Regions from separate parts of the Homo sapiens genome. Here all the other regions are linked to region 1. The links are chromatin loops, found by intact Hi-C in ENCODE. Cell type or tissue: GM12878. All regions are shown on one strand.

What was found. Hi-C counts contacts between places; a loop is a spot of excess contacts. Peaks named below come from ENCODE experiments on the same cell type or tissue, not always from the same donor. Only the 100,000 strongest peaks of a DNase experiment are listed, where the experiment ranks them.
Region 2: a loop joins it to region 1, with 2.8 times the contacts of the local background. A loop is called at or near these places in 4 of 110 quality-filtered maps.
Region 3: it touches region 1 in a loop (4-fold over the local background); 5 of 110 quality-filtered maps call a loop at or near these places.

Annotation. Positions count from the first base shown.
Region 1 is chr6:134,998,161-135,006,160 of GRCh38, reverse strand. HBS1L (HBS1 like translational GTPase) reads left to right here. Exons shown (of 18, transcript NM_006620.4): 5 at 3,319-3,427. Among named protein-coding and RNA genes, the nearest start is that of MIR3662, 23 kb to the right of the region's middle. In GM12878, CTCF peaks have their summits at 1,669 and 3,724 (motif pointing right); a DNase peak (open chromatin) is centred at 3,020; H3K27ac peaks cover 1,892 bases.
Region 2 is chr6:135,434,842-135,442,841 of GRCh38, reverse strand. AHI1 (Abelson helper integration site 1) reads left to right here. Exons shown (of 29, transcript NM_001134831.2): 14 at 128-260; 15 at 4,344-4,467. Among named protein-coding and RNA genes, the nearest start is that of AHI1, 59 kb to the left of the region's middle. RefSeq lists a silencer at 6,215-6,415. In GM12878, a CTCF peak has its summit at 3,730 (motif pointing right); a DNase peak (open chromatin) is centred at 3,707; H3K4me3 peaks cover 696 bases; H3K27ac peaks cover 353 bases.
Region 3 is chr6:135,082,780-135,090,779 of GRCh38, reverse strand. No RefSeq gene overlaps it. Among named protein-coding and RNA genes, the nearest start is that of HBS1L, 32 kb to the right of the region's middle. RefSeq lists an enhancer at 1,998-2,047 and silencers at 4,400-4,459, 4,470-4,549. In GM12878, CTCF peaks have their summits at 1,368 and 3,236 (motif pointing right); a DNase peak (open chromatin) is centred at 1,876; H3K4me3 peaks cover 1,193 bases; H3K27ac peaks cover 2,751 bases.

The sequences.
Region 1 (8,000 bases):
ACTTTCTTCTTATACCTGTTGGATAGATTCTTAACTCCTAATGAAGCAGTTAATGTCTTCTCTGTGCCTTTTTCGTGAATGGCTGAACATTGCTAGAAAAAGTCACACAAAGGCAGATAGGTTCCACTATAAATTCATTATCACAAATCTTAAATGGGCCCTCAATACTATCCAACAATTCCTCTAATTTTTTAAATGTTCAACTTATTCTCTTTTTGCGCAGCAGTTACTGAAAACCTTATTCACTTTGCAAATCTTTTTACTTTCCTTGGGTGGTTCCAGAGCATAACTAGGTGCTGTATTATGGAGAAAATAGAAAGCATCCATTAGGAATTTTCATTTTGCAGTTCCTAAACATGCAAAGCTGCCTTCTATTGCAATAAAAGAGCGTTTCTCCCGTCTCAGCTCAGTTTCTACCTGTACTTTGGATTCCATCTCATTCTACCTTCTCAGAAACTCTAAAATATTGATGATCTCTTCGTAATTTATTCAACTAAACCTTCTCCATTTAATCTTTTCTATCAGCTTGATCCCATATCCCCTTTCTACTGCTATTCTGCCATATTATTCCCTTTTCAGACAAACTTTTTAAAAGAATCATTTTCATACAAATGAAATCCCTATCTAAAGCCCTTAGGGCCAGATTTGATTCAGAATTTGGAATATTTTGGATTTAGGAAAACATTAACATGTACATACCATCTGTAGTATAATAGCCCCAGTGAATTGTGGAGCAGTTCCCTGTAATCGACACATTGCCGTTTCTGCCCTGAAGTGTGTGGCTGTCACTTTCAGTAGGAGCAATAAGTGCTATCGATAAATAGCCTCATATCAGTCCATGTCACATTTTGCTTCCAAATGAGTTATTAAAATAACAAAACCCAAAACTTTAATATTTCAATGCTTTTGGATTTTGAAATTATAGCTGAGAGGTAGTGAACATGCCTTCATTTCTCACCTTACATTTTTTAACCTAGTTTGCCTTTTACTTTTCTCACTTTTTTCAAATGGCTCTTGCTAACTCTACCAATGACTTTTATCTAAAGTGATCATGTCACCAGTGAATGTTTTCAGTCTTCATTCAGTTGACTGGCCCAGAGCCCCAGATCCTGGTAATGCCAACTCCATAACACTGTCTTCCCTTAGCTTCATTGGCACCACCCTCCCTGGCTCTCCTTCACCTTTTTGTAGGTGTATTGTCCATTATCTTGGCATTAAATGCTAGAGTTCTTCCAAGGCCTCCTAGGACCACTTCTCTTCTTTCTCTGTGCTCTCTCCCTTGGTGGTCTCGCCTGTATCTATGTCTTCAATTACCAATTATGTGCTGATGCAGCTCAGACCTCTCCTTTGAGGTCAACCAACATGTTCAACTGCCTATTTGATGTTCATTGTCATTTGGAACTCTGAAATATTGGGTCCAAATTTCTAATATGTCCCAATCTCAAAATTTTCCCTAAACTGTTTGTTTTCAGATGTCCCTTTACTTCATCCTCTCCTCTCCCTTGCCCTTTCCCCTCTCTTTTGCTTACCTCATTTTGGTAACTTCCGCCTCCGTTAGAGCAAGCATTAGGATCTTTGGTATGACCTAAAGGTCCTGCACTGTCTGGCCCTGCCCATCTCTCCAGCTTCATGTAGCTCCCCTCTGCTCTCACTCCCTCTGAAGAACTGTGCTTCCTCCTACAGGAGGACCATTATACAAGCTTCTCTTTCTGCTTGGAATGCTCTTTCTTTCTGTGCTAGTTATTATAATTTATATTCATTTTCCCCATCATAGCTCCAATTCTCACTTTCCTAGAGAAGCTCTCTAAGTCATGTGCCCTATCATCAAATTTTACGGCACCATATATGGATTCTTTATAACACTAATAACAATTTTAATTGTACTTTTTTTTTTTTTTTTATCATTTAGTATGTTTTCCCCGCTAGGATGTAATCGCTCTTAGAGCAAGTGTTACGTCTGTTCTTCACCATCACATTTCCAGCATAGTGCCTGGTGTATAGTAGGCAAATAGCAAACATTTTAAATGAATTTTATACATTAACTTATCTTTTCTTATATTGTTAGTGGTTTCTGTATATGTGTTTACCAATGTAGCACATGCAGTTTCCATAGTTTTATGTGGATTCAATCCTGGTGGTACTTTTTCTGAAAATTATAAAGACACATTTTTAAAAGTTCAATGAATTATGTAGGGATCAAATGCAAAAAAAAGTCTTACTTTGATCTAGCTCATAATTTATTCTCCTCCATCCCTCCATTTTTAATTATTTTTATTTATTTATTCATTTATTTTTGGAGACGGAGTCTCACTCTGTCGCCTAGGCTGGAGTGCAGTGGTGCAATATTGGTTCACTGCAACCTCCACCTTCTGGGTTCAAGCAGTTCTCCTGCCTCAGCCTTCTGAGTAGCTGGGATTACAAGCGTGCACCACCATGACCAGCTTATTTTTGTATTTTCAGTAGAGAGGGGTTTCACTGTGTTGGTCAGGCTGGTCTCGAACTCCTGACCTCGTGATCCACCTTCCTTGGCTTCCCAAAGTGCTGGGATTACAGGCATGAGCCACCGTGCCTGGCCTTTTTTTTTTTTTTTTTAAGAGATGGAGTCTTGCTTTGTCACCCAGGCTGAAGTGCAGTGGCGTTATCATAGCTCACTACAAGCTTAAACTCCTGGGCTCAAGCCATTCTCTCACCTTAGCCTCTCGAGTAGCTGGGACTATAGGCACATGTCACCATGCCTGACTAATTCCCCCATGTTCTTAATTCAGTTTTTCTACATTAACCTCTTTCCCTAGATTCTTTATAGATATCAGTATTTTAGTAAGTCTAGTGTTGTGTGCAAGTAAAATATATACTATATTCCAGCACAATTCAGACTCTCAACTTGTTCATCAGTTCATAAACCTCGCAGGATTAAAAATAGTTTAGCCATCTGCTAACTGACCAAACAATTTTAGTATTGTGAAAGGGTGTGGTAGGAAAGGGAGGTATAGGGTCTAGGTATAATGTCAGAACAAGGCTCAGTGCAGAAACTACCTTGTGACCTCTTAATACTGAAACTTAACAGTCAGTTCAAAATTAGGAAGAGATTTGGTGGAGGTTAAGCATAGGAGAGTCCTGACAATAGGGGATTTCCTAGATTAAAGTGACAGAATTTCTTTCAGCATTAATATCTTACTAAATTTTTTTAGAGATAATGTGTTTATAAAGACATTAATTCTGTGAAAGTTATCATAATCTATAATTTAAAATACTATGTAATAGATTTCTTTATATTACTAAAGAAATTAATTGGCCTTTTATATTTTACTCCTTAACTAGGAAAACCAGTAGATTCCCAGACATCGCGAAGTGAATCTGAAATTGTGCCAAAAGTTGCTAAAATGACTGTATCTGGAAAGAAGCAAACTATGGGATTTGAAGTGCCTGGGTAAGACTTTGAGTACCTCCCTCATCCCCACCCCCACCCCCAAGTTTTTGAAATCACTGTTGCTTCTGTAAGAAAGAGACTGTTTCAATTTCGCATAATATATCATTAGCACTGAAGTATCATATATCCTCAGTATAACATAGTACAAAGAGACAAAATGAGAAATTAGGCTTGATTCTGGCCTTATCTTGTGTGTATTACTTACTCTACCTCACTGCCAGTTTTCTTACATAAATATTTTATAGCTACTTTAACATAAAAAACCCTATGATTTTGTGAAACCTAGCACTGTGAGATAGGGAATTCTTATACCACTAGGTGGCAGAGGTAACCAGATTTTGGAGTGAGTCCCCGAATCATGGAATCATTAATTAAATTTTTTAATAACTAAAATATTTTTAAACTCTTTTGGATTTTCATATTGAATAAATTGGACCATTGTAGCAAAGACGTAAATTGGACCATTGTAGCAAAGACATATGATATGAAACATATGTAGAATTTCAAATATGTAGTGAAAAATGGAAATAAACCATACCTTGGTAGCACTTGTTTGTTCTTATCAAAGTCTCTAGAATCCTTCCAGGAGTTTTTATAGACAAGGGAAGTGAGTTGCTTTAAAGCCATTAATTTTTAAACTCTAAAATTTTTCAGAATTTTCAATTGTTACTTATAAATTATATGTATTTTGTCTGCCAAAATGATAAACGCTGTTATCAAATATAAACAATAGGTTTTTACTATAAACAATAGATTTTTATATATATATACTTTTTTTCCTTTTTTTTCCTCTTTTCCCAAGTTATATTTTTTTAAAAATATAAACCCAGGAACCTTATTTATTTTTTTTTTCCTTACAATATTCTTTTGTCTAAACTAGTGAGGTATTATGAGTTTTGGTTGGGAAGAATGTTTATCACCTAGTTCAATTTTTGGATTTTATAGAAACAAGACTTTATTCACTAGATTTCAAAGTCAGTGAAGGAAAGGACTCCTTATCTAGGACATAGTAGGCATTCAGTGTACATTAATTGAATGATTGGATGAATGAAAAAGTTAATTTTTATCATGAGTAACTTTAGCCTGTTAAAATAATTTAGAATTCTGATTCAGTCTCAAAAAGCTTCGTGTATGCCTTTTTTCCTTCTGAATTGGGATTGAGTTGTCAGAATTATAATTGCCCTTTTTGTCCTTATTCTTGAGTACCATTTAATTCTATTATGGGATTTTTACATACAGAGAGAGAGAGAGGGGGGAAATAAATAGAATACACAATTTATTGTTCTAAGGATTTTATAATCTTAGTACAAAAGATTTTTCAGAAGTCTTAACATGCAAATGAACCCAAATTAATGTATTATATTAGAAGTAAATGCATAGGTATCTAAATGAATAATTATAAAGATAATGGGTAATAAATGTATCAATAAATAATGTGCATAATTTTTGAAAACTCTGTAAGTACAATGCAGGCCTTTCAGAATTTTATGACTATATTCTTTGTGAGGCCAGGGACTGTTAATGTTCATCACTGTATTCCTTTTACAGAATAGTTATTAAATATTTATTGCTCAGAATCCTTGGGGAAATATGTATTATTTTAAAAATAAACTTGCAAATAACATAAAGGTAAAAAATCCACCCATGAGGCAACATTTTGATGTGGCTCTATGGGAGAAGTCATTAGAATGTGAAAGGTCTGTAGTTATAGATCGAAATACTCAGAAATGCTTAATAGTGCTCAAGGCCAACCAAGTTGTACTATTACAGGATTTTTTGAGATTTATAATAGGGATAGCACTTAGCCTATTCTGGGTTAGTCTTAAGAAAGCATATAGAAACACAGTGAAACACTTTTGAGTCAAGATTTCAGCATCATAGGTTTCTACGTAGTGTGATTCTCAGTGGTGTCTTATTTTAAAAAGGATACGGCTGGGTGCAGTGGCTCATGCTTGTGATACCAACACATTGGAAGGCTGAGGTGGGAGGATTGCTTGAGCCTAGGAGTTTGAGGGAGCTATGATCCTGCCATTGCATTCCAGCCTGGTCAACAGAGTGAGATCCTGTCTCTATTTGGAAGAAAAAAAAAAAGGATAGTGCATAATGCATTGCTTGGAAGGAAATGAAACAGCAAACTTTCTTTTTCTTTAATAATATTAAAAATAGTAGATGCAAGTAAGTGCATGTAAGTAGAAATGGAACATTGCATATAGAAGAAATATTCTTTTAACCTCTTAAATCTCAGTTATTCGCTTCTAAGTATTTAACTCCAGAAGAAAGATTAAACCTCTAGATTCATGTATAGTTTACTTTTAGAAAGGTAGTTTAGAGAAAAAAAAGACTAGTCATTTTATAATATTAGGTAAGTGTACAGGGTGGGCATTGTGGCTCGTGACTGTAATTCCAGCACTTTAGGAGGCTGAGGTGGGAGCATCACTTGAGCCTAAGAGTTCAAGACCAGCTCGGGCAATATATTGAGATTCCCCCATCTCTACCAAAAAAAAAAAAAAATTAGCTGGGTATAGTGGTGCTTGCCTGTGGTCCCAGCTACTTAAGAGGCTGAGGTGGGATCACTTGAACCTGGGAGGCCAAGACTGCAGTGAGCCAATATTGTACCACTGCGCTCCAGCCTGGGCAACACAGCGAGAGCGAGACCATCTCAAAAAACAGAAAGAAAGAAAGAAAGAAAAAAAGCTTACAAAATGATACCAGAAAGCACCTGAAAAAAATCCAACCAACTTATTCTTTCATTCATACCAGTCAGTAATTAATTATAGGCCTGAAATCCAAATGGTCATTTTTAGACCTTATCTTAGATATTTTTCAAATCTTAAAACATTGACTTTTATTTCATAATATGCAGAAGTTTTTTTTACTAAGGGCAGACTTACCTAGGATACTTTTCTAATTACTTTGGTCATTTCCCACTAACACTGTAGAATTTTAGTGAATTAATTTACAGTTTACCTAAGATTTACTTAAAAGGGGCCGGGTACAGTAGCTCACCCCTGTAATATCAGCACTTTGGGAGGCCGAGGCAGGTGGATTACTTGGGGTCAGGAGTTCAATACCAGCCTGGCCAATGTGGTGAAACCCTGTCTCTACTAAAAATACAAAAATTATCCGGGTGTAGTGGCCAGCGCCTGTAATCCCAGCTACTCAGTAGGCTGAGGCAGGAGAATTGCTGGAACCTGGGAGGCGGAGGTTGCAGTGAGCTGAGATCGCACCATTGCACTCCAGCCTGGGTGATAGAGGGAGACTCCATCTCAAAAAAAAAAAAAAAAAGAAAAGAAAAAGATTTACTTAAATGAAAATGCTATCCTGAAAGCCAGAGGAAAACAAACCTTTCATGTTATTGAATTGCAGATGAAATGATCAAGTCAGCCCTGTTTTGTGAAGCCCTTCCTATTCTGGCAGCCCCTCTGAGGGCTGCCTGGATTGGTGGGGGAGCTGAGCTTCAAGCCCCTGCCCACTCTGTCCACCATAGCTGTCTGCTTTGATCTGTTTTCCATATTGAATTTAATGCAAGCTTGCCTCTGAAGAAAATGTTTTGCAGCTAAAAACAAAAAGATCTGGGGCCCGAGATTGTGATTTCTGCCAGGTCTGATTCAGACCAGAGCCTATGTCTAGTCACAGTAGATCACTTGTATTATAATTTGTGGGGCTTTAAAAATTCTTCTAAGTATAGAATTGTCAAGTTTTGGTTTTAGAACTAGCTGTGGTCATTCAAACAAATATTTGCAAATTATAGTCTGTTTGATTTCACTTAATTTAGCCTGTTAGAATCCTTTAAAAGTATGGGAACATTTCCTGCATATTACTGTTTTTACCTACTAGTTTAAGATGAAGTGCATCTGTCTAAGCAGTGCTCAAAAATGAACACCTAAATTGGTTAGTGGAGATTTGAAAAAGCAAAATAAAATGAGAATGGATATGTGGCTTTAAATAAAGTTGCAAATATAACTATTGTGACTCTTTTCCTGAGGCGTATTGTGAAGGGCTAATGTTGGGCATATAAAAATGCCCTGACAGGGAAAAACCAATGTATTTTTTGTTATAATAGGCAAGAAGAAAATAGATGTGCTTACACATATCCATCATGCTACAATCTTAAATGATTATTATAAATTGCTTTCTATATGTAGTTTTTCTTTGCCAGCTCCACATAGAGTTGGATATAATTGGTTTCATTCTTAATAACTTCCAATTTAACCTGCTCTTTGTCCTAATTCTGTTTATCCATAGTTGTTAAAGCAAAGTGAGGCATATCATAGTCTGATTATTAGGTCACATTCCTTATAGCTATTCAGAGTTGCACTGGTACTAGTTTCTATGTGGAGTGTCAACGAGCTCATGAAGAACTAAGATCAGTGTTTACTTTTGTTAAGGAAAGAATAAGTTAAGCTGGGCAGTCTTGTTTCTCCTTTATATATCTGAGTTCCTCACTAGATTGTAATCTTTTAAGAGTGGTAGTTAACTTTTTAATTTCTATGTCATTTTCTTTTTGACATCAGTCCCTAGTATATGTTGTAGTTTTTAATAAATCAAGTGTTTGTTGAATTAATGAATTAAA
Region 2 (8,000 bases), 440 kb before region 1:
GCGTACTTGTTTTTCTCTTTCTCTGCATCATAAAAGGACTTAAAAGAACTACAGTAATTGAAATTAAAAACTAGCCTTCGCGTTTTAATGTTTGCTAATTTATATTTTTTAAACGTATGTTTTTTAGGCTTGCCGTATCCCAAACAAACACCTCTTCTCACTAAATGCAGGAGAACGAGGATGTTTTTGTCTTGATTTCTCCCACAATGGAAGAATATTAGCAGCAGCTTGTGCCAGCCGGGATGGATATCCAATTATTTGTGAGTAATAATCCTACCTGTTTAATCTGATTGTAGTCCACGTGGAGGACATTCTTTAGTTTTTTTAAATTCATGGAAATCTTAACTTGAGTAATCCCCTGTACTACTAAATTAAAGAAAACGGATTTCTTCAAACAAAGAAAGTTCTTTTGTAATAATTTTACACTTTTCTATACAGTAACTGTTCGTAAGTAGAATGAGATTGATCAAATGAAAGATGGTAAATTTATTTTTAAAACATGCAGGAGGATTTTTGTAAACATTTTGTATTTTAAATATAGAAATTTGGAAACAAGGATGAATAAATCTCATGGGGAACATTAGTCCAATGTGGCTAGTTGATAGCAGTGATGATTTGAGTTACAAAAGCCTCCAGATTTGCTGTGTAGTGGAATACCAATAATTGACTCAAGAGTACCTAGATGAAAACTTCTCATTATGATAGAGAAGTCAGCAGAGAGGCCAAGCAATTATTTCTGTTGCTTTAGAGACATTCTAAAGTGAGCATTATCATACTGTTCTAGACTTAGAAGCATTAAATACTCTCTCCTTTACTTCTGACTCAATAATAAAACCAGCTCTCCTCTGCAGAAGTAGCCAGCTCCTTGTGGGCATCTGCCCTAAACACTAGATCTTATTGAACTTTCCTCAGCTTAACACAGTTTGCTATTAATTGGTTGATTCCCTTTTTTTTAATCAGGGACTCATAATTGACTTGATTGGCATTTATTAAGTAGATATTGCTCCCCATGAAATAGTAATAAATTTTAAAAATAAAAAATCACTTGTGTCGTTTGATTACCACTATGCTATTTTTAAAATTCACCAAAAACCCATATGTAGAGGGAAAAAAGGTTCTTAGGAAATGCTCCTAAGTTATTAATAGTAATTTATTTCTTTTGGATAGTGAAAGAATTATTTTATTCCGATTTTATGTTTTAAAAGCTTCTGTGATAAATATGTTACTTTATGCTTAAATAAACTTGCTTTAAAATGCTATGTAGATTGAGATATTGCTTAAATCTCAAAAATAGAGGAGGAAGAGGAATCTTTGTCTTTGGTTTTTGACTATTTGATTATGATGTGTCTACTTGGAATTCCTTTAACTTGTTGAATATGCAGATCAGTGTTTTTCACAAATTAGAGATGTATTCAGTCATTATTTCTTGAAATGTTCTGTTTGGCCCTTTTCTCTTTCTTCTTCTGGGAGTCCCGTTATGCCTGTGTTGGTACTCTTGGTGGTGTCCCACAAGTCTCTGAAACTTTTCTATTTTTCTTCATTCTTTTTCTGCTTTTTTCAGACTGGATAATCTCAGTTGACCTGTTGTCAAATTTAGTAATTCTTTCAGTTTAGATCTGCTTTTGAGCCCCTCTAGTGAATTATTTATTTCAGTTATTGTACTTTTCAACTGTAAAATTTCTAGTTGGACTTTTTTTTTAATCATATCTATTTCTTTATTGATACTCTCTTTTTTGGTGGGAAATCCTTTTCACACTTTAATTCTTTAGATATAGTTTTCTTTAGATCTTGGAATATATTTATAATAGTGGATTGAAAGTCTTTGTTGAGAAAGCCCAGCGTCTGGGCTTCCTCAGTTTCTATGTGGATGACTTTTTTCCCCTGTGTATGGGCCACTCTTTCCTGTTTTTTCCATTTCTCATAATTTTGTATTGAAAACTGGATGTTTTAATAATGCAGTGTGGCAACTCTGGAAATCAGATGCCCTCCTTTCTCCCCTCACGCCCACCCAAGATTTATTATTTTTGCAGTTAGCTTTGTGATTTTGGACTAATTCTGTAGTCTTTACTGTCTGTCATGTGTTGCCATTGATGTCTGTGCTCGGTTAAGTTCGTGGTCAGACAGAGACCACCGTTGTGGTTAGACAGAGATTTTTAAATACTTGAGTGGATAGGTCTACTGGTCTTTGCCAAGAGACTCTGTGTGTGTTGGGGTATACCTTCAATGCTTCGGTACACAATCTACAGCTCTGCCTTAGCTTTACTTTCTGTTTGTCCTGAGCCTCCTCACGTCAGCCCGAGTGAGAAGTAAAGCCTGTCAGGTCTTTCTTGGTTGTGCATATTCCCTTCACATACATGGATGGGAATCCTTCTAGATACCCAGGAATATTTTGGAGTTTATCAGTGTCCCCTATGGACATCTCATGCCCGGTTTTTTGTTTTGTTTTGTTTCATTTTGTTTTTTGTTTTTATTTTAAGTTCTTTGGTGAGCCTCTTCTTAGCCTCACTTGCAGCTGTGATATTAAATGATGCCACGGGTTGTTTTGACATGCACCTTAGGGTTAGGGCTGTCCTCCCAGAGCATGCTGTGAGCCAGGTCAAATAAAGGCAGGCCCTGACAGTGGATCTTTCCTGGAGGGCCAGACTGTCAAATAGTGAGAAGTCTTTGGGGATGGGGCTTTTAGGGAGCATCAGACCTGTTCTGCCCCAACCAGTCTCTTGATTTTTATTGGTTTTTAAGGCTCCTTTAAAGTTTGAGACAGGAATGAGAACATAGCAAGTTAAAACACCGTAAAGCTCAATGTTCTTACCAAATTCAGCCATTTTTCTTAAATACTCTTCAAATTTTTGTAAGCTTTGCTTAATTTTCAGAGTTCTGAGAATGTTGATTTTTGCCAGTTTTTGCCAGTGTTCTTGTTGCTTCTGTGGGGAGGAGATTTTTTCTAAGATTCTTACTTTGCTATTCCACAAGTACAGTAGTCCCTCTTTTTCCATAGGGTATATGTTCTAAGACCCTCAGTGGAAGCCTGAAACCTCAAGTAGTACTGAACCCGATTGCCATCAGTAGAAACACATGTATGCTCATGCTTTCCACCCACAGATTTATATCTTTTCCATCTTAACAAAACACTTACCATGCACTAAAGGCCATTACTTTTGTCGTTTGAGGTGTGACAGCAAAACTAGCACAAACCTCTTTTTCGTTCTTCACAATTTCACGGATAGAAGATTTTTACTGTAGATCCTAGCAACCTCAACATATGATTTTTTTTTCTTTCCTTTTTAAATCAAGAACTTTCACCTTTTCAGTCAAAGGAAGTACTTTATCATTTCCCTTTGGCATATGCCAATTGCCAACATGATTACTCTTGCACCTTGTGACCGTTAAGTAAAATAAGGGTTACTTGAACAAAAGCACTGGGTGACAACCAGTCTGATAACTGAGACAGCTACTAAGTTTCTGATAGACAGCATCTATAGCATGGATACATTGAACACAGGATAATTCACATGCTGGAGACATGGAGCTAAATGGCATGAGATTTCATAACACTACTCAGAATGATGTGCATTTTAAAACTTAGGAATTATTTATTTCTGGAATTTTCCATTTGATATTTTCAGACCATGGTTGACTGCGGGTAACTGAAACCACAGAAGGTGAAACTGCACATAAGGGGGGACTGCTGTTATTTCTGAACTGCTAAGTATTTTAAAGGGCAATTGATTTTTACCACTAGATGGAAGCAGAGACTTGGAAACTTTGTTTTTCCGTGTTACTATCTTAGATTTCATTGTATGTTTAAACATATAGTAAAATACCACAGTGCTTTGTGTGTCTGATTGAGTCATTGTTAATTCCCATACTATCCCTGATTACTATCCCTGTTCATTTTAGTATTAAAATTTACTTTTGACAATAGCACAATTTAAATTTCTCCTTACTTCAAATAATTAAATTTTTGGTTGGCATTTAGTTGATTTTCAGGTGAAATAATAATGAAAGCCTAAATTATAGAATATAAGTGAATTGCAATGTAAATGTTATTATTCAACTGATATAAATTTATTATTAAAGATTCTTAGGGGATTTCTTTAAAGAGATGAAAATAATTGATAATTGTAGCAAAATTATAACTGAAAATTTTGCATGTGAATTTTTGTGTAAAGCAAAAGAAAAACTATTCTTAAGTAAATTTTGAAATTTTCTCTGTGCTGCAAATGTCTTTGGTTATAATTTTGTTATAGACTGCTTATGTCTAAATAATATTAAATTATATATTTGTATATTATTGGATTAAGGATCTTCTGTCTGGAAACCTAATTTCTAAATATTTTCATTAGTATATGAAATTCCTTCTGGACGTTTCATGAGAGAATTGTGTGGCCACCTCAATATCATTTATGATCTTTCCTGGTCAAAAGATGATCACTACATCCTTACTTCATCATCTGATGGCACTGCCAGGTTAGTATCCTTGAGAAGTACTTATGTGCATGCTGTTTGCTGTCAAGGAAAGCAAAGAGAATATAAACTGATGTAACTACTCTTATGCTCCAGTCGTATTTTCCCAAGAAGGGACTGTCATAAATATGCATCATGCAGACTGATTCCATAAATTATAGTAACACTTTTTAAAGACATTTTTCTTAAATGTCTTTTATTTATGTAGCATATAATATTTCTAGTCCTCACCATCTTTAAATGATCATTATGTAAACTGATTAATGCTTTGAGATGGGGTTAGGGGTTATTAAACACTTGAGATTTTTTCCTAGAGCATAAGCTCTTGGTGGCAGGGATACTGTCTTCACTATTGGCTGGATTTGCAGAGGGTAGAATCCAGTGGTGCTCAGTATATCACAGTAGAGGAAACAAATATGTACCTTATATTTTAACAGTTTTATAGATTGGTTAAACATTTACATTTTTCAGAATGTCAATCTTAAAAATAATTTATCCCTTTTCAATTTAATAAGTATCACAATAAAACATTTTAAAAGCTAACTTTAAAAGTTTCATTTATACTTTTTTTAGTTGCTTGTTCTACCTTGAATGTGTTCTAAAAATACTGTTAGTTTTCAGGGTGCTTTTAGATACATCACTTAATTTGATTCTTACAGCTATTAGGTAAGACATTATTCTCTCCACACACTACGAAACTGACATGTAAACAGTTGAGATCCATGCTGAATTCATTGTCATTTACTTCTGCCTTCTACTCTCTTAACACTTCGTGTTACTTTTAGTGTTCAGACCACTTCTTCTACTGATCTTGCCAACCTCCTTTTCTGTATAAAATATCTAATCAAGATGTTACCATTATTGGTTAGTTTTTATTTAAATGAAAAAGATGAGAATTAGTAACAATTGACTTCCTTCTTGGTCATGCTGGGAACCTACTATTACTCCTTTTTGACAATATCCTCAAGAAACTATCTGATCTGTTCTTTTAGCACAGCCATTCTGTCCAATGCCAGGCCATACTAGAGAAAAATATGTAACTTTGCTGAGGGGTGACTTTGGATTTGTAAGTCTTAATGTCACCTAAGCTGTCATCTCTGCTGAGGAATCCTTTTACTTTACTCAGCTTCCTTTTCTTTTTCCTCTGGCAGCAGATCCAAACTTACCATGAACATTCTCTACAGTAAATCACAGTCTTCCCACTTCATTAGATGACTATCTTCAATTTAGATGAAATTTAGTCAGACATGATCTTCGTATATTTCCCTCTGATTTCCCTCCTAATATCCATAGATATGTCCATTTTTAATCTCTGTCCATCTCTTTTAACAAAGAGGCACGTGACTGACGTTTTAAAGGCTATTTGACCTGTACTTTTCATCTCAGTCCCTGAAAATTTGTATTACATCTACTAGTCTGATTAATATCTTTCTCTCTATTGATTGTGTCCTCTCATCTTAGAAATATGCTCAAATGGGCCGGGCGCAGTGGCTTATGCCTGTAATCCCAGCACTTTGGGAAGCCGAGGTGGGCAGATCACTGGAGGTCAGGAGTTCGAGATCAGCCTGGCCAACATGGCGAAACCCTGTCTCTATTAAAAATACAAAAATAAGCCGGGTGTGGTGGTCTGCATCTGTAGTCCCAGCTACTTCAGAGGCTGAGGCAAGAGAATCACTTGAACTGGGAGGTGGAGGTTGCAGTGAGCCGAGATTGCGCCATTGCACTCCAGCCTGGGTGACAGATTGAGACTCTGCCTCAAAAAGAAAAAAGAAATATGCTCAAATTGCCTTATCTTAAAAACATCATTTTCAGTTCTTCCTGCCTTCTAGACTAGCCCATTATTTTTCTTTTTCTACACCATCAGGAGTATTCTACACATACTGTCTTTACTTCAGCCCAGTTATTCTGGCTTTCTTTCCCACCATGCTACATAAACTTCTTTCTTCAGAGGTTGGCAGTTTCTTGCTATTTTTAAATCCATTTGGACAGTTTAACTCCTGCTCTGCTTGCCTTCACTGTAGTAATTGATTATTGACCAGTCTTGAAATATTTTGAATTCATAGTTTTCATTGACAACCTCTTCTCTTCTCTTTTTATTACTCTGACCAGTTCTATCCATTGTCTTTCTCTGATTTATTTTCCTCTGCCGATCGTCTATATGTTTTATCCCCAGGATCCTTTAGCTGATCATCTCCTGGTTTTATATGCTTATCCTAGTTTCTCTTACCTTTCCCAGCTTTGACTCTTGCTGATATGCTAATGACTTCTAGCGCACACCTTTTTTATGAATTTGACTTCCTATTACACGTTTCCATTTGAATGGCCCATTGCCACCTCAAATCCAAAACCAAACTTACCCACCTCCTTAAATTTTGTTTTCCTCTTTTAATTCTCTTACATATATTTTAATGGCATCCTTATCCACCATCTCCCAAGCTGAAAACTCAGAGTGGTGTTCATCTCTTCTTTCTTTCCCATCATTTCTTTCACATCTAACTAGCACTAAAGTCTGCCAATTCTCCCTCCTAAAAGGCTCACAGTTTTGTCACGTCCTCTCTATTGCGTTTGCTTTAATTCAAGCCCTATTACTCTTTGCTTAAATTGTTGCTATTGACCTCAGTGTTCAGTCTCTAAGTCCTCTGTCTCTGCTGTGCTAAAATTATCTTTCCATAACTATCTTTCATAATGCCTTAATTTTTTAAAAGACTTTACCCATTGCCCATTGAAAAATTTTCCAGTTCCTTAGCATGGCCTAACAGGCATGTTCCTCATTGACCCAACATTCTTTTCTCATGCGCTTCCCTTGTACCCTTTGCTTTACCCACGTAATCTTTTGAAACACCCTAGCATCTTATCTTCTTTGGCATCTTCCTGCCCTTTGAAACTTACCTACTTTTCCTATACTTAAATGACCTTCTCCTACCCTTCCTGAATAACTTATTCATTCAACAAAAATTAAGTGCCTTTTGTGAGCTCTCATAGGTTTGTAGTTATTATTTAAAATCCAGCCCAAATTCTATTATTTCTTGAAGCTATCTTGGGTTTCTGCACACAATATGTAGTATATTATGCTAAAGCACACATTTTTTCCTTATTTATCTTTAAAACTGATACTAATTTAGGACTCTTTACATCATTAAAATAGTATTGTGAAAGCATTAACTGAGTGAAAAGAGAAGCATGTGGCTAGCATCAAAATGACAAGGAGAGTTTTGAAAGAGGTAAGGAATACTTGTAATAAAGGAGCTGTTGTCCAAAGAAAGAGAATTAGAATTGCAAATGCTCACAAGTGGCAGAAGTATGAATTTCTGTCCATGTCTTCTCCTTCTTTATTCCTGAGGATCCCTGACACATATTATTGTTAGTGTCTCCTAAGTATTTCCCACTTGATTAGCTTTCTGCCATATGGGTTTATCCTAAATACCCTTCTTTAGTTATCCCTGGAATAATCTGTGTTTTTCTCAAATCAACAACTTCTAATACAGTCAGAGAGGCTTTTCCATATGTAATGGCTCCCACACAGGCCTATATGTGCC
Region 3 (8,000 bases), 85 kb before region 1:
GAGATGTATGTGGAAGATTTTACCAAAAACCAACCAGTGCAACTAAAGTGAAGGGGATTTTGCCCAGTTCTCAGAATGGATATAAGATATTTCCAGTCCAAGAGGATTTACTGATAGAGACTTAGGATATGAGAGGGATAATGATTTTCTAGACTGCTTAAAATCTAAGCTACATAACTTCTCTCTATTTTAGTGTCTGAATTAGTTCAGCCTAGTTAAGTACTGATGTTTTTCAACTTGGCTTTGTTAGAACTAGAATCTGTCCTCTTTTTGCCCCTTGACCTCTTTCTATGATAAAAGTGAAAGAATAAGACAAGCGTTACAAGTCAGAGTATGTGTTATTCCTGAGCAAGAGTATGTTAGTGACAATTTCCAGTGTGGGTGGATTTGAGGTTCTGGAGGACGAATGAATATTTTCCAGTTTGCTTTTCTATCAACATCAAAGACTCTATCATCACATCTGCCCCACACTGCTTCAGTCTTGTGCCTATTATATAGTATGTTCTCGACCTTAAGATTTTTTACAGAGGTTTTGTTTCATATATCTAAGTTTGTAGTTAATTAAATGAAGACTTTGCTAGAGGCTTTAGTGTGTGTCAGCGCACGGAATTTAATCCTCAGAGTGCATCCAGGAGACACATATCCCATTACTGGGAGCTGGGCCTCATTTGTTCCTGGCAGTATCCCCCAGGCTAACACTCAGCTAGACTTAGCTTCATATGGTATTGGCCATATCCAACAACATCACATCCTCTTCATGTTAGCCCAAGATTTGCTAACATGGAGGCTCTGGGAAGCCCCAAACGCTTTGGTGGATGTTTTTAGGTTGGTGCAAAAGTAATTGCCTCCCAAGGCAAATGCTTTTAAGCAAACAAGTCATGTAGATAACAGGTTTTTGGTACTTTTATTTAGCAAAAATCAATAGTGTTAATTTTTAGTTATGTTTGCATGAAAGTTGTGAGAAAAGCTAATCATCTTTTATATCTAAATCCCCAGCCCCTTTGGATTTTATCAGCAGTTGTAATTGTCCAATAAATATTAGAACAAATACATGACTTAAAAATAAAATACCAGGCATGGCAAAAAACCTAAAGAGAAGTGACTGGCTAGATTTGGCATAAATAAATAAATATCATGAAGCAGAACTTGTTTATGCAAATTTCCAATTCCCCTTCCAGTGCCTCTGCTCCCATCCACTGGGGCCCACCAAGCCTATTTCTGCTGGTTTTTATTCTCACTTATAGTGAAGGTGTTGGCTGATAAAGGATTAAAGTGGCAGCTGTCCATGGAGAATATTCACTTTCACAGTGGCTTTAATGTCCTGATAAGATTTAGAAAAATCAAAGAATAGCACCCCTAATGGTAGAATCTCAGGAGTACACCCTAGGGCAAAAAAATTCCTATTTGAAGCCTTCAGGTCTTCATTTTGTGGTGACTTTTTAGGGTGATGTTTTTGCTACCCATTCAGGTCAAGACAATGGTTTAGAGAGTAAATGTTATCATTTCACTTATCAATAAGATTCTAAAATGAGAACCCATGTCCCCAGGTTATTTTTTCTCCAGAGTTCAAATGTGAAACCATGTTCCGTCAAACAGGATCTTAACTGTAATTTCAATCTTATGCAGATTAAAAAATTAACATTCCATTCCCAGTGATGTTGGCTTTTCCTGGTGAATCATTTGTATGTGACTTTATTTCATGGGGTCTCTAATTACATGCCTCCAGAAGACACAAGGTATCGTAGGCTGCTCTTGTGGCTACAGTTATGACAAATCATGGGAGTGATGCAATAGTTCAGAGTATCTGTGGGGTGTGAGGCAGTGTATGCTAGTGCTGCTTCAAATTGGCTCATGATTGCTGATTGTGTGCATTTCTTCCCAACTCAGGTCCAATAACTTCATACCGGTAGTCTGAAATTGGATATGGGGAGAGTATTTGCACCAAGGAATTTGGCAAACAATACCAGTCAGGGTTATTGATTGATTGACTGACTAATTTCAAGAGAGCTGGCTTACCAGTTCACCACTGGTGTGGGTAATCTATGTCTCCCAAAGAAAGAAATATGCACTTTATTCCTAATTAATATTTACTCATTTTATCCTAGCTGACCCTAAATCAGGTCAGCTGAACTGTTACCTCAGGAGCATGTAAGATTGCAGACAACATAAAGACCTGCATTTGTTGATAAATACATGAGTGCCTTCTAGGTGCTGTGGATATAGTACTGACTAAAGTCAGACACAGTACTTGCCCTCATGGTGCTTACAGCTTGCTGGAGGAGACAAATGTTAATAAAAGAATGCCATAAATACTGTAAAATTCAGCCATGGTTAAGAGCCGTGAAAGACAGAGATGTCATATTACCAGAGTGTGTAAAAGGAGGATCTGACTCAGGGAAGTAAGGGAAGGCTTTTGTAAGAAAGTGATGTTTGCCTGAGATTTAAAGGAACAGCAGGATTAAAATAGACAAAGCTAGCAGGTGCTTAGTACCTGACACACAGTAGGTGCTCATTAAAGATAAATGGTGGGTAAATTATGTTCCGCTCATGCACTGGAATCTCTGTTGAACTTTGATAGCAATTTCCTGGGAAACATGGGTTTCTTTCTATTAAAACACACCACTCCGGGATGACAGCTACGATCTCTTACAAACTGGTTTTCAGGGACCGTTAACACCTGCTCACTGGAAGAACTCCAGTTCTGTGTGAGATCATGTGATAGGAGACCCGTGGCCTTTAGCTACACATCAACCACACAAGTAGCTGTGGTTTGCAGAGTTAAAAAAAAAAGTTATTTTCCTTTTGAAGCCCAGAAACTGCCAGCCTCTGGAGTTGTTGTGACGCTGCCTTCATGTCTGGATGTTTGTTCCCTTGTGTACAGTGACTCATGTTCCATCTTGTCCCTTTGCCATATGGTTTACAGAGGTAATATTCCCTCAAGGAAACAAAAACACAACAACACAATCATCTCTAAGATAGTGGAACTTAGGTTTTGAATGCAATTGTACGTAGAATATGAGAACATTTTGCTTAGAGAAATCAAACATATCTGTAATATACAGTAAAGGTGCTTCTTTGGGGGTGGTGAGAGTGCAGGCGGATGTGGAAAGGAAGGCAGGACACAAGTGTGATTTGGTGAGAGCTGTTGGTGGATATGCCAACTGGGACCTATGGTGGGAGAACCTCGCTGCCTCAAGCACAAATGCACAAAGCTCACACTAGGGGGCTCAGGGTTCTAGGATTTATGGGTTGGGAAGGGGAAGGGGAAGGGTGTCTTCCACCATCTGGCACTCTGTGGTCCAGCTGTGTTAATCCAACCATTACTGTCCTCATGTTTAGCCCACAGCATCAACAGCTCTTTCTTTTTCATTGAATTTCATAAAGGGATATGAAAGTTTTTAATGTCAAAGTTTTGATTCCTATAACCATGTCATCCCCATAGAAGCCAAAGTCTTTCCACATAGTCATCATAAATACCCTGGCCTGGTACTTTACCTCTGTCCACATAATGAGCAGAAAGGGGTCCTCCTAATGTATATTGAATGTATAATATGTACCAAGTATTACAGTTCACCCATCATCCTGTAATCCTTCAGCAAAGCGATGAAGGAGGTGTCATCTCTATTTTATAAATAAAGAAACTGAATTGTAGTGATATTAAGTAGCTCCACTTACCCAGTAAGTGGAGAGCTTGGGGATTTGTGTCTACGTATATCTGCTTTCTTTCTACTATGCTGAAGTGTGTTTTTGTCTCTCTGGGTTTTTTGTTTGTTTGTGTTTTATTGTTTTTCTTTTCCTTTTTTTTCTTTCTTTTTTCTTTTTTTTTCTTTTTTTTTTTGCCATGGTCTAGTCATGGTGGATAAGAATTTGGAAAAAAAATTGTTTAGCTGCTTTTTTGAAACCTCGGACTAATTTTCCCTAGTTTCAACAATGAAGCAAACTCAGTAATAGTGAGTGATGGAGTTCAGAATAAACTTTCTTATCTTCTTCCAAATGTGACTGAAATTAAGTAAAAAGAGGTGCCATTGTTTTTAACACATCACTTAAATGTAAAGGATTCTGAGGGTCTGGAATGTTTAAGTGAAAGTTACCCGTGCTGAATTTCTACTGATGGAATCTTTTAAACAGAGCTGCTAAAAATGACTTATGGTGATTATCGTTGAGACTTCAAAATCCCGAGTGTATAACCACAACAGTAGTCACAGACACAAGGTGTGTAATATAGAAACACAAAGTTCAGAGGCTTTACCAAATTCATAATAAATTTAGAACCCAGTCAATCTAGAGGAAATTAGTATATAAACAAAAATAGAAAACACGTAAGAGAACAACGTTGTATGAAAGCAAAGTGAAAGCTGTTGAATTTGTCTTTCTATGGTATGCTTAAATACACAGAAACACTTTAATGCATCTGCCCAGATTAGTTGATCTTGATCTGTTCATCCCTAAAGTCAATCTGTGGCAGCACATCAGTCTCTCTGTCAGCAGCCATGGGTAACTTTGGCAAGAGGTGTGCTGGGGATGTCAAGTGGCCATTCCAGACACCCTTGCCAAGGGGCTTTCCTGCTGGCCTCAAGGAAAGATACAGTACATTTCCTGGAATTGATTAGAAATCCCTAGGCTGAGGCCAGGAGCTTAATTTTTAAAATATTCCAGACATCGCAATAAACACAAACCTACTGTTGTTGCTTTTTTCCCCCAATATTTGACTGCAGATTTGGTTGGTGCATGTCTTGTTATGTAGATCATCTACCTAAAAAATTCTTCTAAGAGCTTACCTTCACAGGCAATTTGACTTAATTTTTACAGTAATTTTAAAGCCTAACTTGTCTAGTTGAGAGGGAGGGGGAGTTCCAGGCTTGACTCAGATATGTACCAATGTTGCTATTTTAATAAATGAGCTGTAATCACTATCCTCTGCCTGTTATTTACCCTGGATAGTCTTTGCTTTGATAACCCAAAGTCAATCACATAAACTCTTTTTCTTTCTTAGGATTTTCTTGGTGAATTATTTCCAATATATACAATTTTTAGGAAAAAAGTGCCTTTAAGGCACCCTGCATACATGATTTCATTCTCAACAAGGTTGGGTAAAGCCAAAGTTAAATTTCAGAATCTAACTATGTATCTGTCAATCTATATTTATTTATTTTTGTTATTCTTCACTAAATTATGGTTTCCTATCTGTGACTAATACTGTAAATGCTACTTCTAATTTGATTGTTTTTATGGCTGTGATATCATACACAAAATATATTGACTTTTAGTAAATATTTGAGACTATTATTTATGGATAAGGGTTGAGTTGTAAATAAAACCTATAATGCAGGTTAAACAACATTAAGGAAATGTTCATTTTAAATCTTTATACTTATTGAAATTATTTGGTTATACTAATCAAATGTATGAAAACACTCAATATAATTATTATTGTAGATTTCCTTCACAGCAGAAACAAGCTATTACTTTTGGTGATTAGACTGAAGGATTACTTTGAGAGACTGAGGCGGGAGGATTGCTTGAGGCCAGGAGTTTGAGACCAGCTGGCCAACATGGTGAAACCTTGTTTCTACCAAAAATACAAAAATTACCTGGGTGTGGTGCCTCATGCCTGTAGTCCCAGCTACTCAGGAGACTGAGGTGGGAGGATAATTTGAGGCCGGGAGGTGGAGGTTGCAGTGAGCCAAGCTCCAGCCTGGGCAACAGAGCCAGACCCTGTCTCAAAAAACAAAAACAAAAAAAAAAAAGACATTTCAGGCAAGGGGATATTAGGTAAATAAATTAAAAAGGGTTTTATTATAATTATAGAGTTTTTTTAATAAAAAAGAACTAAATAATCAGCCTGTTTTCCCCATTACATGAGGTGAGTTCCCAAGTCTGCAATACAAGCTCAAAGGTCTCATTCAAAGACTTCTCACTGCTCTGCCTTCCCTCTTCATCTGATGCTTCAAACGATTCTTTGTAAGAGCATAAGTCATATAATCTGCAGTTAATGACTATGCAAAAGTGGCTTATGTTTTGAGTTCTTTTATGTCTTTGTATTTTTTTCTCTCTCCTAGGTCCTACAGATAGTAGTTGTTCCAAGAATTTGCTATAAATCATTCCTCTCGTATGTCAAGTCATGCTTGATTCACGGTATGCTGTTAATGGCCTTGCAGAAGATCTGACCATTATACCCCTTTACTTTATTCCTTTACTTTTACTACAAATGTATTTGTGCATTTCTCCAAAGAGCAATAAAGTCTTTATAGCAATAAAATAGGCACTTACTGTGATACACAGTGATACAATGAATAATTTCAGATCACATCCAATGTTAAAAGTATTTATGAAAATAATGTGGTACAAATAGGCAGAAATCATGGTAATCTCATGATTTGTCAGAATAATGTTTTCTTTTTGTTTATTTTGTTTTTCAAAGAAGTAACAATGGCAGAGACATAGCCATCAGAGTTTTAAAAAGATAAGTAGAAGGATAAATAAAAATTGCTGTATTTGAGTGAGTTCTATTGAATAAGTTATGGAAATCTTCTGGCAATTGAAGAAAAAAAATTGAGCGGCTGTAACTGCATGCACATTATGCAAATTTGAAAGGAGCAACGGCTTGTTTTGCAGACTGTGGATACCTTTCTCACAGCAAGACAAAGCTTTAGAAGGAATAAAGAAAGTTCCACTGAACAGTAATAGATCTTTAAACCTTTTTAGTTTTCAGCAATACATAACCATATCTAAAAATGAAATATTATTTTGTACTATATAGTCCTTTACTGAAATGGGTTATTTCTACTAGTCTGATAAACCCATTCAAGCCAGCTGAAACCAAGGGTGGATGTACCACCACTTAAGCACTCACCTATTATTGATCATTCACTTCATTTCCAGGTTTCTGTCATTACAAATGAGGACTGCAATCAACATCTTTGCACATATATCCTTATGCTGGCTATAAAATAGATTCCTAGCAGTGAGATTGCTGAGCTGAAACTAAATGTGTTTTTTCACTTAAATTTTAATAGATGCTATCAAAATGCTTTCCAAAAAGGTTGTTAATAGTTCACATTTCCAAATACTATGTCTCTGCCTCCCACCAGTGGAAGCATTCATACTTTCACATTTTAGTCTTACCTGACAGGGTAAAATGAAATCTAGGGAAAAAAATGCTAGAATTAATAAGCAAATGTATCAAGGTTGCAGGATATAAGGTTAATATACAAAAATCAATTCTGTCTTTACATTAGCAATACACAAGTAGAAAATAAACCGATTATAATAGCATAAATAGTATGAGATACTTGGAGATAAACTTAACAGTATATATGTAAGGCCTGTATAATGAAATGAAAACTACAAAAAAATTTTCCTCAGATCAATCTATAGAACCGATACAATCCCAAACACAGTATTTACTTGATGATAGTGACCAGATTTAAATCGTTGAAAACAATTTCTCATAATCAGATTGTACCAGAATGCTAAAACATAGTGCTTAATTTGCCCTACAAGTTAGTAGCCAAATATGAATACTAAACAGTGTTTGATACAATGCAAACTAAGTTGATTGTTCAAAATACCTAAACTTTTCTGTTAAAAGTAGGGTGGTCTTATATCAAAGTTGGCCAGGGAGAGTCTATGTCATCTGTCCTGATAGAAATAATGTCCTCAAACTACTTTGATTTGAATGATGAACTATATGGTCACCATAGCTAATAGGAACTCAGTACTTAGTTTCATAGCCTTAAACCAGAAAGTTAAATGGAATTTAATAACTACCTGCTTTTGTGTTTAATTGGTATATTCTTGTGTAACATTACAATCCTTCTTTTTTTGTTATATGTTTTTATTTTCTTAATTGTTGCCCTGGGGATCATAATTAGCATATAAATTTAAATAATTTATTTCAATTACTAGTGATTTATTTAAATGGAATACAAAAATTTTGCTCTAATATATCTTTTTTCCTCCCCCCTCCATTGTGCTATTATTGTCATAAAAATTACATC